Regions from separate parts of the Homo sapiens genome. Here region 2 is linked to region 1. A link is a contact called in ENCODE Hi-C or POLR2A ChIA-PET data. All regions are on one chromosome and are shown on one strand. The core of a region is the stretch at or near the end of the contact, and the rest is flanking DNA. Distances in the headings are between cores, read along the strand shown. Region 1 has its middle 51 kb from the start of FAM180A. Region 2 has its middle 110 kb from the start of MTPN.

The links. Hi-C counts contacts between places; a loop is a spot of excess contacts on that map. ChIA-PET counts read pairs that join two places held with the same protein, here RNA polymerase II (POLR2A). Pooled maps may share reads with other maps.
Region 2: a map of Caco-2 shows a loop between it and region 1 (2.4-fold over the local background). The contact joins two enhancer-like sites. A Hi-C loop is called at or near these places in 1 of 168 maps with a recorded cell type or tissue (Caco-2) and 4 of 50 pooled maps. POLR2A ChIA-PET finds 5 or more read pairs at or near these places in 1 of 52 experiments (OCI-LY7).

Annotation. Positions count from the first base shown.
Region 1 is chr7:135,796,641-135,803,630 of GRCh38, reverse strand. No RefSeq gene overlaps it. Among named protein-coding and RNA genes, the nearest start is that of FAM180A, 51 kb to the right of the region's middle. RefSeq lists a silencer at 4,337-4,557. Within about 2 kb of position 2,946, at least 2 of the 41 ENCODE cell types and tissues checked have a DNase peak (open chromatin) inside an H3K27ac peak, as active enhancers do.
Region 2 is chr7:136,082,882-136,089,871 of GRCh38, reverse strand. It overlaps a transcript of LOC105375523 not described here. Among named protein-coding and RNA genes, the nearest start is that of MTPN, 110 kb to the right of the region's middle. RefSeq lists a silencer at 2,928-2,997. Within about 2 kb of position 2,936, at least 4 of the 41 ENCODE cell types and tissues checked have a DNase peak (open chromatin) inside an H3K27ac peak, as active enhancers do.

The DNA.
Region 1 (6,990 bases), core at 1,697-4,196:
CAAGCAGCTATGATCTTTTGTGCTCTTTTAATAAAAATGGGTCATCAGACTCTCTGAGCACTTTGCCAATCTACTCCTACTAGCCTACAGAGAGGTGAAGAAAGAACTTAATCACCCCCAGAATCTCAGGGGTAAGAAACCTTCTATGGTCCTCCCATTCTTTTCCACTATAAGTTATCTATTGCCGCAACATTGTTCCATAACAGACAACCACAAAACCTCAGTGGAACACAACAATAAAGATGTATGTTTGCTCATGAGCCTGTGGATTGGCTGGGTTATCCTATTGATCTGAGCAGGCTCACACTCACATGTCTGGCAGGTCAGCTAGGGGTCAGCTGGTCTAAGACTACCTCAAGCTAGAATGACTCAGCTCTGTTCCATATGATCCCTCATCCTCCAGGAGGATAGCCCAGGCTTGTTCTCATAAGGTGGCAGGAGTTGATGACAAAGAGAGAAGCAAACAAGCCCAAATTTGTATCCAGTTTGCTCTTGTCCCATTGACCACAGTAAGTCCCAGAGTCAGAGTAGGCAGGGACCGCAAGGTTACAGGGCAAAAGGCATAGGTATAGAGAGACCATTGGTGTGGGATATGAATGACATCAATTTGTCACAGTGCCTGAAAGAGAAAAGATTGAAATTCCAAGAACAGATCAAAGCCTAGGACTGAGGAAGGAACTCTCCAAGGTAGAATTAGGAAAGTAAGAACAGAATTAGTCTCCAGAGAAGTGAACCTTTGGTTTCAAAAGAAATGGTGAGTCACAGACTGGCCCCATGGCTTATTCTGACCTTTTCTACTCCTGTGAGTGCTGTGATTTTGGGCAATGAATGGCTGAAAGCCCTGGCTTTTTTGCTCTCCACGGCAAGCAATCACAAATACTTTTGTTTTCCCTACCAACGAGATCTTTCCCTTCTGCATTCAAATATGATCTGCTCACCTTAAATAAACTCTCACTTGACTTCTTGGGCCTCTCCAGCTCTAGAAATACTTAAAACGTAAGGAAGAAAAAGAATAGATGGGAAGCAAGAAATCCTGGTGTCGTAACATGATCGTTCCCTTGAAGTTAGCACAGTGAGATTTCAGCTGGGGGCAGGAGGACTTGATCAGGACCAGCCGGGATGAGGTGAGGCAGGATCAACCTACCCATGTCATTGGCAAAGTCTGCAAAGGCTAGACTATGAGGCCATCATGTTTCTTGTTCCTCCTGGCTCTGAAATGTGGACTAATCTAACATGCACAGGATGTCTGCAGCCTCCTCACAACTTAACAAAGAGACAGGAGGGCTAGTTCACAAAACCCCCAAGAGTCCACTTCCCAAGACGGTTCCTACTGAATGGAGGGTGCGGTGCTGAGAGCAGAGTTGGGAGGTTTAGGAAGGGCTCTTCATTTCTCAGCGAGGCAGAGAAACAACCTGGAGTGCAATCACCCGGAGCAAAGGACTTGGGGAACAGCACGATAAATGTCCAGGTGCCAAGAATAGTTGGCAACAAGGACAGCAGGAGCCAAGCACGTGGAAGTGGTCTCCCGGGCACACTGCCAGAGCAGGGCTGCACTCAGAAACAGGACAAAGAGCCTGAGGGACCACAATCAGCGGAAAACCCAGCAGACAATACCAGAGGTGATGGCTGGAGGGACCTCTAGCCAGGCCATAGGGCAAGTGGCCTCTAAGACCATTGTTCCAGTCTGGGTTAGAGGGTGAAAGCTGGCATCTGTGACCAAAATGGGCCAAAGGAAAAGGCTAGGCTTTGAGCTGGGGCACTCAGATATGGTGAACTGCCAGAGAAGATGGGTATTCCAGAGCCAGCAAGTTAGCCAGGGCTGGGAGAAGACAGGGCACCTAAAGTAGATTGGTCAGTGCCTGAATCTGTGCCAAGTTGGAAGAGGGACAGGGACTGTGTCTGTAATTTACAGAACTGGTGATGTATAGCAAACGACCTGTAGGGATGAGGGGCACGGCGGGGCGGGGGTTAGGGGAGAGGCGGCCCGTGAATTCAGATGCAGGGTCCTACAGAGGAATTTGGACACCCAGCTTTGTCTCCCATTGGGAGACTAAGGACTCTTTGGCCACTTATGTGAACACAGAGATCAGTTCTAATTTCCTCTCTGTCTGTGAACAGAAGACTCACCAGCAACGGGGTTTGCAGTTGGCTTAGTCTTTTCTCCTACCCTTCCCCTCCCCAGGAATGGAAATAATTAGTGTTAACTCGTATATTCACAGAAATGCATTTATAAGGCATCAAGCCAATGATTTTGACCTTAATATTGCTCAGCTCACACCAATTGCACCAATGCGATCGATCACAACATGCAAAGAGAGTTCAGGGGTTAGCAAGTGTTCCAATTGTCTTCTCCTAAGAAGAGAGCGCCATCTTGTGTACAAACACTGAGTTCAGGATATGCTGAACCATTTTTTTGAGTTTTAGTTCACCAGAACTGAATCTGTGACCTCGTGTTTACTTTCCAGAGTTTCCTGAAACGTTGCATTATGAGAAACATGAAGATGTCCCTGAGCGTGTTAAGCTGTTGCCAGCCACGATTGTTATACTAAAGATGTACCTGGTCCGCGGAGGACATCTTTCAGCCTAGTTTTTGAAGACCTGTTACTTCTCTTCCTCAATTTTGAGTTTAATAGATGCAGAAAGACTTCCTACCTGAAATTCCACCTTTAAAGCATGTCTATGAAACAAAGGTTTTCTACCAGCTCTTCCATCCAAGTTTGAAACCTCCTGCTGAGCTTTTCTTCCCAATGTGTGGGGCCAGCCACGGTGTTGCTACCCGGGAGGGAGTGGTCTCGATGGGTAGCATTTGCTGATTTCCCTGATGCAAACTCTCGCATGGTGGCTGATTTCAAGGACTAGCGAGACCTCATTGCTGAAGAGCTGGGAAAAGCTGCCCCCGTCAGCTCTCCACAGCCAGTACAAGCTGGCTCCCGCCTACGCAGGAGACCCACGGATTATGCCCATCTTTGGGAAATGGCTCAGTTCATTGCTCAGAGATAAGGAACTGCTCAAAAGAGAGAGAATGCTGATAGGAACAGGCCAGATGTGGGGACGCAAAGACATATAATGTACCAGACAATGCCAGGAGGGTGGATATGAAGCAAAGAAAAGACATCTTCTCAAAATAAATAAATAAAAAGACATCTTCTCTCCCTTTTACAAAGACACAAAATCCCAGAGTCTTGAATGCTGTGTCCCAGAAGGGTCCATTTTCAATGGCACAATAATACATGGAAGAGGCTTAAAACTGTGCCTAACATTTCGTGCTCTATACGTTGTCTTAGTTGTTGTTAAAACTCAACTTTCTGGGATGCCTCAACTGGCCACGTATCTTGATAAATTCATTATTTTCTTCAATTATGCTGTAAGAAGAATACTTGTATCTTCTTCAGCCTCCAACAGACATTCCTTCACCATCTACGGAAAGACCCTGAATATTTTCACTGGAAAAGGGCCAGTAGTGAAATTGGCAAACACTCCTTCAACCAGGACAATGCTTCTGGGGAAATGACATTTATTGAGCACCTACTACATGCCAGGCAACTACAAAAGATCTCATTTCACCCTCACAGCAACTCTGTAAAGGAGGCGCTATTGCTGTCCTTTTATAAATAAGGAAACTGGGGCTCTGAGATGTTAAGGGAGTTGTCTAGGACTATATGGTGAGATAGTAACATAGCTGGGGTGACTCAAATCAGAATCTCTCAGGCTCAAAGCACGTTCCTCTCTCTATGTGTCCACACTGCCCTTGATTGAGAGAAGGCAGAGCTCAAAGGTGGCATTTTCATCAGGTTGTGAATCCACTTTCATGTCATATCACTGTGTGAATGGGACTCCCGCATTTGCACAGTGTACAGCCTGTGAACCCTTACCTTACATGGCTGTGTGCATATTTCTTGCCCCTCTTCTCTGTTACCTATACCCCATGGCCATTTTCTCTTCCCCAGACTACACCCCAATGCAGAAACAAAGGTCCAAAGAAAACACTCACTTCCACTTCAGTGAAACACAAATACTTTTCTCCTCAGAGGGTTGAGGAAGGAGAGAGAAAAGATGGTGGCCACTGAAAACAGGAGTGGAGGATGGTCTGGATTCCAGAAGGATGAGGAGCACCCTAAGCAGAAGAAAGAAGGTTCCTCTGTCAGAGAAGTCCAGCAAGGAGGGTGAGCTGCCCCCACAGAAGCCTCTGCCAAGTTCTCCTGTAGACAACGTCCCGGACACGTGTACGTCCCCCTAACCTTCGGGTCAGGAACCTGGGTAAGGGACCGCGAAGGAAAGCTGAGTCCCTGACTGAGTGATAACTGAGCGGAAATCAGTGGGGACATTTCCCTGTGGGCAGCAACAAGTAGTGATGGGGTTCCATGCTGTCCCTGGCCACAGGGAGATGTGCTGTGGGTAAACTACGTACCATAAAGGCAGTACAAGCGGTCCTGGGGATGAAAAAATACCATCTGAAATAGCTGCCACCAAAATTCCTCTTTGAGAGGAAACTCCTTTGTTGGAAGGGTTACTTGGGAAGTACTAGGGTTAAATAGTGAGCCCTTGAGGGGCATGGGTGTGGTGGGCACAAGGTCTGTGAGGAGAGCATGGCCTGGGCTTCCCGTGGTTGGTATGGAGGCAGGGTGGATGGGTGGGAGGAAAGAGGTGAAAAGAAAGACAGGAAGGTGAAGGGGGGTGTCAGCGAGGTAACGGGAAGCTGCCTAGAGAGGCGGAATGCCCCTCTCTGCAAGGAAACATACTCAACCCCCGGCTGTGACTGGGGTGAATGGGACTTTCTGGCGACTTCAGAAGCAGCTGTGGTCACATCTGGGTGGCTGTGATGTGGGACAGAGACTACCTGCAAAGACTTGGGGTCCTGGAGGCTGCAGTGACCCTGACTACATCAGCCCCTCTCTATCCCCAGAGTGGGAAGAAACTGTAGGTTCAAGCCAAGTTTAGCTATTTACTGTGACCTTGGTAGGTCCCTGCTGATAGCTGGCTTATGTAAAATTCAGACAATGAGCAGAGAAAACATAAATTCCAGCACAGGCGAATTTGGAAAATGCTGTATAGAGCAAATCGTGTTGACTTAGCATTTGTGCTTAGCCGAGAAGGTGCTGCCCTGCACGTGCTCAGAGCCCCTCTCCCATTTCACCAACTAGACAAGCCACTCCGCCATCCTGCAGAGAAGCTAAGAGAGGGAAGGGCAGGTTGCTCTCCCATGCTTCTGAACATGTGGAAGAGGCAAGGGAGAAACATGGGGTGAGGAAGAGAGAAAGACTTTCCCTATCCGAAGAGCAAACCAGTCTGTGTATGTTTGCCTCCAGTCAAACAGCTTCTAAATACTGAAGAGTGCCAGAGGACTATTTATTTTGCCACTTACAAGCGATCAGAAAAAAACCTTTTATTTACATTGTGGAGGCTCAAGGACCCTGAACTTATTCTTAGGCTATTAAAATAATTTTACTATTTTGGCAACGTCTAAATGCAAGTAATTTAAGACACCCCTCTGCCTAAGGCTAACAAAATCATTGTGGTATAACTATTAGTTTGGTGCTAAAAGTAATTGTGGTTTTTGCCATTAAAAGTATTTGTAGAACAAACCAATTACTCTTGCACCAACTTAATAGCATTGGATCCACTAACCTGGAAACACCACACCAGAGAGGTGCCTGACTGCAAGGAGAGCACATGGTTGGCACATGCCAAATGTTTGTGGAAGAAGCTGGGGAGTCCCCAGCAGCTGAGATGGATGGTGATCATCAACTTCCGAAGTGTTAAAGAAAACTGAAGGGTTCTGGCCAGGCGTGGTGGTTCACACCTGTAATCCCAGCACTTTGGGAGGCTGAGGTAGGCGGATCACCTGAGGTCAGGAGTTCTAGACCAGCCTGGACAACATGGCAAAACTCCATCTCTACTAAAAATACAAAAATTAGCCGGGTGTGGTGGTGCATGCCTGTGGTCCCAGCTGCTCGGGAGGCTGAGGCCAAAGACTCATTTGAACCCAGTAGGTGGAGCTTGCAGTGAGTTTAGATTACACCACTGCACTCCAGTCTGGGCAACAGAGTGAGATTCTGCCAAAGAAAGAAAGAAAGAAAGAAAGAAAGAAAGAAAGAAAGAAAGAAAGAAAGAAAGAAAGAAAGAAAGAAAGAAAGAAAGAAAGAAAGAAAGGAAGGAAGGAAGGAAGGAAGGAAGGAAGGAAGGAAGGAAGGAAGGAAGGAAGGAAGAAAACTGCAGGGTTTTGAAGGCAGGTGGCACTGTCCTGTAGGAGACTGAGGGTGGAACTTGTCCTTGAAAGCTCCCCTAACCTACTGAAAGTGGAATGAAGGGCTTGGATCCAAGCCTTTCAGAGGCAGCCAAGATCTTCCCAGTCCCCACGATGGGTTTCTTTGGTATGCTTGTTTGCTTTTCTTTGATTCTGATGTTCAAAGGAAATAGGGTGTGTTGATGTTTTAGGTGAACAGTGTGCTTTCTGGGTGACCTAATTTATCTAGCAGTGGAATGAAAAGGAAGAGAATGGGCAGAAAGAATCAAAGCCCATGGCCTACCTCAATAGAAAACGTGTGAGTTTTTCATATAATGTTATATGAACATGAATCTGCCATTCTGCTGTGCTGTGTCTTCCATCTGTTACTTTCTAAACTGTGGACAAGAAAAATACAACTGGCGTGAAGAATGAATGTTGCACAGGGTAGGGATGAGGGGTTGGTACATAGGAAGAGAATATGCTTGACACAGAAAAGAACTAACCATATACCTTATCTCATTTAATCCTCACAACAACCAGAAGGGCAACTAGTACATAAACAAATAAAAGCAAAACAAAGCAAAACAGGCCCAGAGAGAAAAGTCCCATCACTGGGAAGACCTAAGATTTGGGTCCAGGCCCGTCCAATGCCAGAGTCCTTTCTCTTTCTAATGCCTCGTGAAGGCAGTGATGACTCTGAAAATTACAAAACAGTCCTCCCTTGTTCAGGAGTTCCTGGTGTATCTACTTCAGACCAAATGCAC
Region 2 (6,990 bases), core at 1,687-4,186, 290 kb before region 1:
AAATTTGGTTTGTATGACTCCGTCAGGCCAAGCAATTCCGGGACCCCAACCCAATCAAGTTCCTGCATCTGTGGATCTGAGGACAAAACACACCATTTTGCCAAGGCTCTTCTAAGACTGACAAATTATCGTTCCTAAGATGCAGCCCTTCATCAGTGCCTATCTATTTTTACCCCAGTGCCAAATAAGGATTAGATTTCAGGAGCTGTTAAAGAATAGTAAGAGGAAGAGGCAGAAAAGAGACACCAGAAGAAAGCTGATAGAAATAGGAAAAGGTCAGGCTCCGAACGGTGGCTTTGAGATCACTCTCCAGCAGCGCAGGTTCCTAGAGCTGTGCGCTCTGCCCAGCTAAGGGTACTCTCCTGTACAGGTTGATCTGAATATCTGACATGTTTAAATTTTGTCAAAATACTTTGCTTTCTACCTCACTTTCTGTTTTTTTTATCTTACTTTAATTTACAAAAAGAGAGATAGAAGAGAGCTAACTCAGGCAACATCTTCTGACAAGGGTTCCAAAGGATGTTTGGTGGAAAAGTGCTGTAAAGAAGCCAACTATCTATATTTTGCACTTCTAATTCCCTAAAGCTTCACTTAGTTGGAAACCATACATTCTACAAAACTAAGGACATAAGTTATATGTGGTACTTATGGGGTGTGTAGAGTGGTACTTCCTTTTATTTGCCCTAAAATACTGCTCTTATTTTGTTACATGTAGAAATAGATATTGTTCCTATACATGTAGAAATAGATATTTGATCTTTCCCCTCTTTTTTGTGTGGGGGTGGGGTGGGATTCTTACATCAATACCCACCTCATGGTCCTCAGAGCAATTGCCATTTGTTCTCTTGCCCCAGATCCCTAGGTCCAGTAAGTACTAAGCACCAGCATCACTTAGGATTCAACAGGAAAACGAACCCACACATGCAATTTCAACATTGGAATTAGAGGGTAAAATGAACAAATGAAAACACTGAGGTAGACCAGAGGTACAAAGCTCAGGAAACATCTTCCACCCTTAGGGCTATAGGACAAACAGAAAAGGTTGCAATCACTAAGACCTGGGAGCTCAGAGGAGAAGCCCAGGGACCCAGTTCAGACCTCTGAGGAAGGAGAAGCCCAGGGACCCAGCTCAGACCTCCAACGAAGGGCACTGACAGCTGTTTCCAGATCTGAGTGCCAAAAGAAGCAGGAGGCTGGAACCAACTGCCCCTGCTGAGGCAAAATGCTACAGGGTGATGCTGATGGACCAGCAAGCAGGAGAGAGGAGGGCCCTTCTCCCCTTCATCCTGCCTTTCCATCTTCTTCTGAGGCTCTCTAGGGGTACAGCCTAATAGAGAACCAGATGGCAGAGGAGGGAAGAAGAATGTAGGTTAGAATGTCCCAGACCCAGCATCACAAAGCCAACTTGAGAAGATTTATTTGGAACTGAGAGATGCTATCTTAATAACCAGCACAGCACCTGATTCATGTTGGTCAGATTTTCTTAATTTAGAGCGAGAAAGAACAGGAGGTCGTTCTCTTCAACAGTTGGAAGATGTTGTTTCCTGACATTGGAGAAAACTTGACAAAAGCCAGGGCAATTTGCACTAGTTGCAGAATCAATTATTAGCATCAATTAAAATATCTGAAAAGGAACCTCCAGGACAGGATCAATTTTTAGAAAAAAAGATGTACTCATATAGAGTAGCTATAATGACCAGAAACTCAAACAGTAAATTCTTGCCCCTTTACACACACACAGACACACACACACACACACACACACACACACACAGTGCCTAAGAACTATTATCTGTCCAGACCTCCTGTGCTTCTATGCTTCCACCACCTCTAAGAGTCACTTTTCTCTCACTTGTATGAAAAACTCTAAATCTCAGTTCCCAACATGCCAACAGGTAGAGGAAACTGGCTGTAGCATATTTCATCCTGGATGTGTAGACACCTTCAGAAACGCTTCATAGATGTAAAGTAAAGTTAGAGTTTCTAGAAGCAGTACATGCTAAGGGCATAATCTCTCATATATAACACTTGCATATGCAAAGAAGACAAAATACTGCCTCATATCCTATAAAGTAAAACACAAGGAAACAAGAATTAAAAGAATAAAAGATCCTACTAAATTTCTACCAAAAATTAGAATTTGTCCTGGGGATTCTGAACATGTGAACCATTCCAGGTCTAGACCAGAGAAGAAAAGTCATATTTACTCAAAAAGTTACTACTATCACTGCATATACCTTGACTTTTAGCAAACCGAACTTAGGTAAATCCTGCTAAGGCTAGAGATAAGTTAATAAAAATGCATGCAAATAAACAAAACATGTGGACTAATAAAATGTTTTATTACAAGGGAAAGGAAATATTATTCTGAACAGCTGGAGGAAGAATACACATTGAGAATTATTTTCTATAAAAGAAGAATTTTTATTGTGTTAAATTATACCTAACATAAAATAAATATTTTTAACCATTTTTAAGTGTACAGTTTAATGGCATTAAAGACATTCACATTGTTCTACAGCCCAGAATGTTTTCAAAATTTCTTCACAATCTCCCCCAAAATACAAAAAGACAGTTTCTTAGGAAAAAAAAATAATACAGGGGACTAGCAGAAGAGAATAGATTGCAATAAAGGCAGAAATAAAGGGAAGAAGACTAAAAACTAAGATACAATATGTTTTAATGAAATTGTATTAAAATTCACATTAGAGGCAGTAAAAAGCAAAACTGACAAAAACCTACTCAGCAAGTAGAGGATAAACTTGAAAGTCTCCCAAAACAAAAAAGAAAGATGTAAGAAATACAAACCATAACAGAGATGAGAACAGAAGTGAAACCAAGTTGACTGGTCTAAGCCCTGCCTCGGTCTCATAGTGATTGGTTCCAAGTGGGCATATGACCTGCGATTACCCAATCAGAGTGAAACACAGAGCTTTTATTCAACAAATGTGAGAACAGACGCTGTCTCTCCTCCTGGGTATGAATAGAGAAGGCTGCAGCCCTGGAAACTGCTGGCAACCATATCACTTAAGTGAGGGAAAGTATGCTGAGAATGAAGCTTACAAAGGATTAGAAGGGGCAGAGCCAGGAGAATTGATGCCCTAATAACAATAGGAATTTAGGGTATGTGACACCTAAACACCTTCCTGTCTCTGCACCATTCAGCTTTTTATCTAACATAACACTTTGTTGTTTAAGCAAACTTGAGTTTGAGTTCTCTTTAAATTCAAAAATATTTTAATGAATACTATCGGTAAAATCCCTGGATTAGTAAAATTCTCTGAAATCAGAATGCCCAATCTGAAGATTTTTTTTAAAGAAAGATTAATTCTAAGAAAGCTAATTTAAAAGACCTACACTTAGGTCTAACCCAGTGAAAGTTTTAAATGTCAATGGAAGAGAAAATATACGAGGAACCTTCGAACAGAAAAATGTCCATCTTACGTTAGATTTCTTAGAAATACTAAACATCACTGTGCAATGAAACAATGTTTACAGAATTTTGAGAAATTATTGTTTTGACTCAAGAATTTAAAATACAGAAAAACTTCATTTGGATGTGAAAATAGTAAAAAGATTTATCTAGCTATACAGAAATTGTGAAAGTATAACAATAGCCTTCCTGAAAGCTTAATCAAAAACAATATAAGTAAACAAGTGATGAATCAAAATTATAAATGCAAGAAAGTAAAAATGATAACATAAATATACTGGTAGTAAGCACAAAATTTGTTAAAATGCTTGAAAAATTCAATTCAAAATCCAAAGTACCAATAAGTCTTAAAAAATAATTTCCATGGTTAAAACAATAAATGATATTTAATAAAAATGTGGCTTTGTTATATCCATTTAAATTAACCAGCCCTTAAAGGACCCAACGGGAAAGGATGGGAACTTAAAAGCATGAGACAGACTAAATTCTTCGCTGGGCAAAGGAAGGAGTCAGAGGTTATAATTCCAAGCCAGGCACGGTGGCTCATGCCTATAATCTCAACACTTTGGGAGGCCGAGGCGGGCAGATCACCGGAGGCCAGGAGTTCAAGACCAGCCTGGTCAACATGGCGAAACCCTATCTCTACTAAAAATACAAAAATTAGCCAGGCATCGCAGCAGATGCCTGCAATCCCAGCTACTCGGGAGGCTGAGGCAGGAGAATCACTTGAACCCAGGAGGCGGAGGCTGCAGTGAGCCAAGATCATGCCATTGTACTCCAGCCTGGACAATAAGAGTGAAACTGTCCCAAGAAAAAAAACAAAAGAAGTTATAATTCTGTTCTTGATTTCAATAAAGGGAGAAAGTTTAATTAGATATTTGATAATATTAAAGGCAATCACTACCACAAATAAAGGCAAATCATTTAATTTTTAAAACACAATTTAGATGGGTCAATAGGTGCAGCAAACCACCATGGCACACATGTACCTATGTAACAAACCTGCACGTTCTCCACATGTATCCTGGAACTTAAATTTAAAAAATTTTAAAAACCACGATTTAAAAAACAAAATAATCACTCAGTACATGTAATCAAAGACAGAAAACAGTAGAAAGCACAAGGGGATAGAAAAACAGCATAAACTAAGTGAGGAAAAACCAAATATAGGTGCATGAGAAAAATTAAAGGGAATATTCCCTTTTATTACAAGAAACATTTCCACACATTGGAATATTTTAAAATACAAATCTCTATTTATAAAAGTTAAGTGAAATTTTAAAAAGATTAAAAATAAAAGAAACAGCAATGATGATCACATCATGATATTGGAAAGACTTTTCCTATTGTTTTAGAATGTTGTTTAGAGTCCCAAAATTCAGTATATTAGAAGCTATGTAGCATCAAATTCCAAAGAGAACATTAAGAACCTGCCATACATGCCCTTCAGGGTTTATATTATAAAAGAGGGCTTCATCCTCTGTATGGCAACCAGATCACATAAAGGAAAATAACTCAAAAGAACGTTAGTTGAATAGAGAAAGATTTTAGAGGGGGCCGCAGTGAGGAAGTGTGCCGTGGCTTTTCTCTTTGTGGAGGAGAGGAGGGAGCACCATCTCCCAGCTCTGTGAAACCAAATTAGAGGTGTCCTCAAGAAAAGGGGATCTGCATCTCAGTTCCCCCATTGACCCCTTCACATGCTGAACTTCAGAAACTTGTAAACCTATTTAGATGTTGCCATCAGAGCATGGGAGCACATAGTAAAAAAAGTTCTTTGAAGTTTGACATGTCTTCTTGAGAGTTGGGGAGCTTATGTGAAAATGGAGATGTCTTCTCTGGAGAATGATGAAAGCTGGAACCTGGCTGGAGTAGAATGGTATGGAAAAGAAGAGGTAACGGTGCAGTGAGACAAAAACAGGAGAGTTTCCTATGGCCAGGAGGACACCAGGAAAGCTAGGCAGGCTTGGGTCTTCTTGAAGATACCCCTTCAAGAAAGGTGACTTACAGGCGGAGGAAACCCAACGGAAAGAAGCGTACTGCAGGGGTGAGAGCTGTGGGGAGAAGGTCACAGAGACAAAAGAATTATGCACTGGGTCTGTGATGGTCAATTTGATGTGCCAACTTGGAGAGGCCACAGTGCTCAGGCATTCAATCAAGCACTATTCTAGATGTTTTTCTGAAAGTATTTTTAGATGAGATTAGTATTTCCATCAATGTACTTTGAGTAAAGCCGATTACCCTTCATAATGTGGACGGACTTCATCCAATCAGTTGAAGGCCTAAGGAGAGAAAAGACTGATATCCCCCAAGAAAGAGGGAATTCTACCAGGTGACTGCCTGCAAGCTCAAACTGGAGCATCTACTTTTTCCTGGCTCCTTGGCCTACTGGCCTGCCCTGCAGACTTTGGACTTACTGGCTCTCTACAATTACATAAACCAATTCCTTAAAATTAATTTCTGTCTCTCTCTCTTTCTCTCTGTGTGTGTGTGCGCACGCACACACACACACACATCCTATTGGGTCCTACCACACAGAAACTACCTAAGGCCAGATGATATGAGACAAGACATCACTACAACATAGGATTACTATGTTCTTCAAGTTTCAGGACTTTTTCTCTCATTGCTTCTCCTATACACACACCACCACCCCAAAAGAGCCACAAAAAGAAAAAGGAACAGTGAGAAACAGACCCTGCCTGTCTCATCAATGTCCTGAGCTTGGGTTAGGGGGACACAGTGGGGAAGTGCAAATCGATGAGATATTAGAGTTTTATATTAGACTGAAATAGACATTTTTATCCAAAATATCATCAGGAACTAGGGAAGGGAAATATGCAGGGTACTTTTGAAGGCAGAGATCTAAGAGGAAAAAAAAAAGCTATTTATAATTGTGTCTCAATCTCTTCAGATTATAAGTCAGTTACTACTGTATCAGAACAATACCAAAAGGTAAGCTAAGGAAGGAGGAAAGACAGAAGGAAAAGGAGAAGGATGAAAGACAGAAGTTAGCAGGTAAAGCAATATAATTAGCAAACTAGAAAGAAGTCAAGGTGGCCTGGCGTGGTGGCTCATGCCTGTAATCCCAGCACTTTGGGAGGCCAAGGTGGGTGGATCACTTGAGGTCAGGTGTTTGAGACCAGCCTGGCCAACATCGTAGAACCTCATCTCTACTAAAAAATACAAAAATTAGCCAAGTGTGATGGTGGGCACCTGAATCCCAGCTACTTGGGAGGTTAAGGCAGGAGAATCACTTGAACCTGGGAGGCAGAGGTTGCAGTGAGCCAAGTTCATGCCACTGCACTCCAGCTTGGACAACAGAGTGAGACCTTGAGAAAGGCAAGGCAAGGCAGAGAGAGAGAGAGAGATGGTGGGGGGAAGCAAGAAAGAAAGGAAGGAAGGGAGGGGGGGAGGGGAGGGGAGGGAAAGGGAAGAAAGAGAGAGAGAAAAGAGAGGAAAGAGAAAGAGAGAGAGAGAGAAAGAGAAAGAAAGAAAGAAAGAAAGAAAGAAAGAAAGAAAGAAAGAAAGAAAGAAAGAAAGAAAGAAAGAAAAGAAAA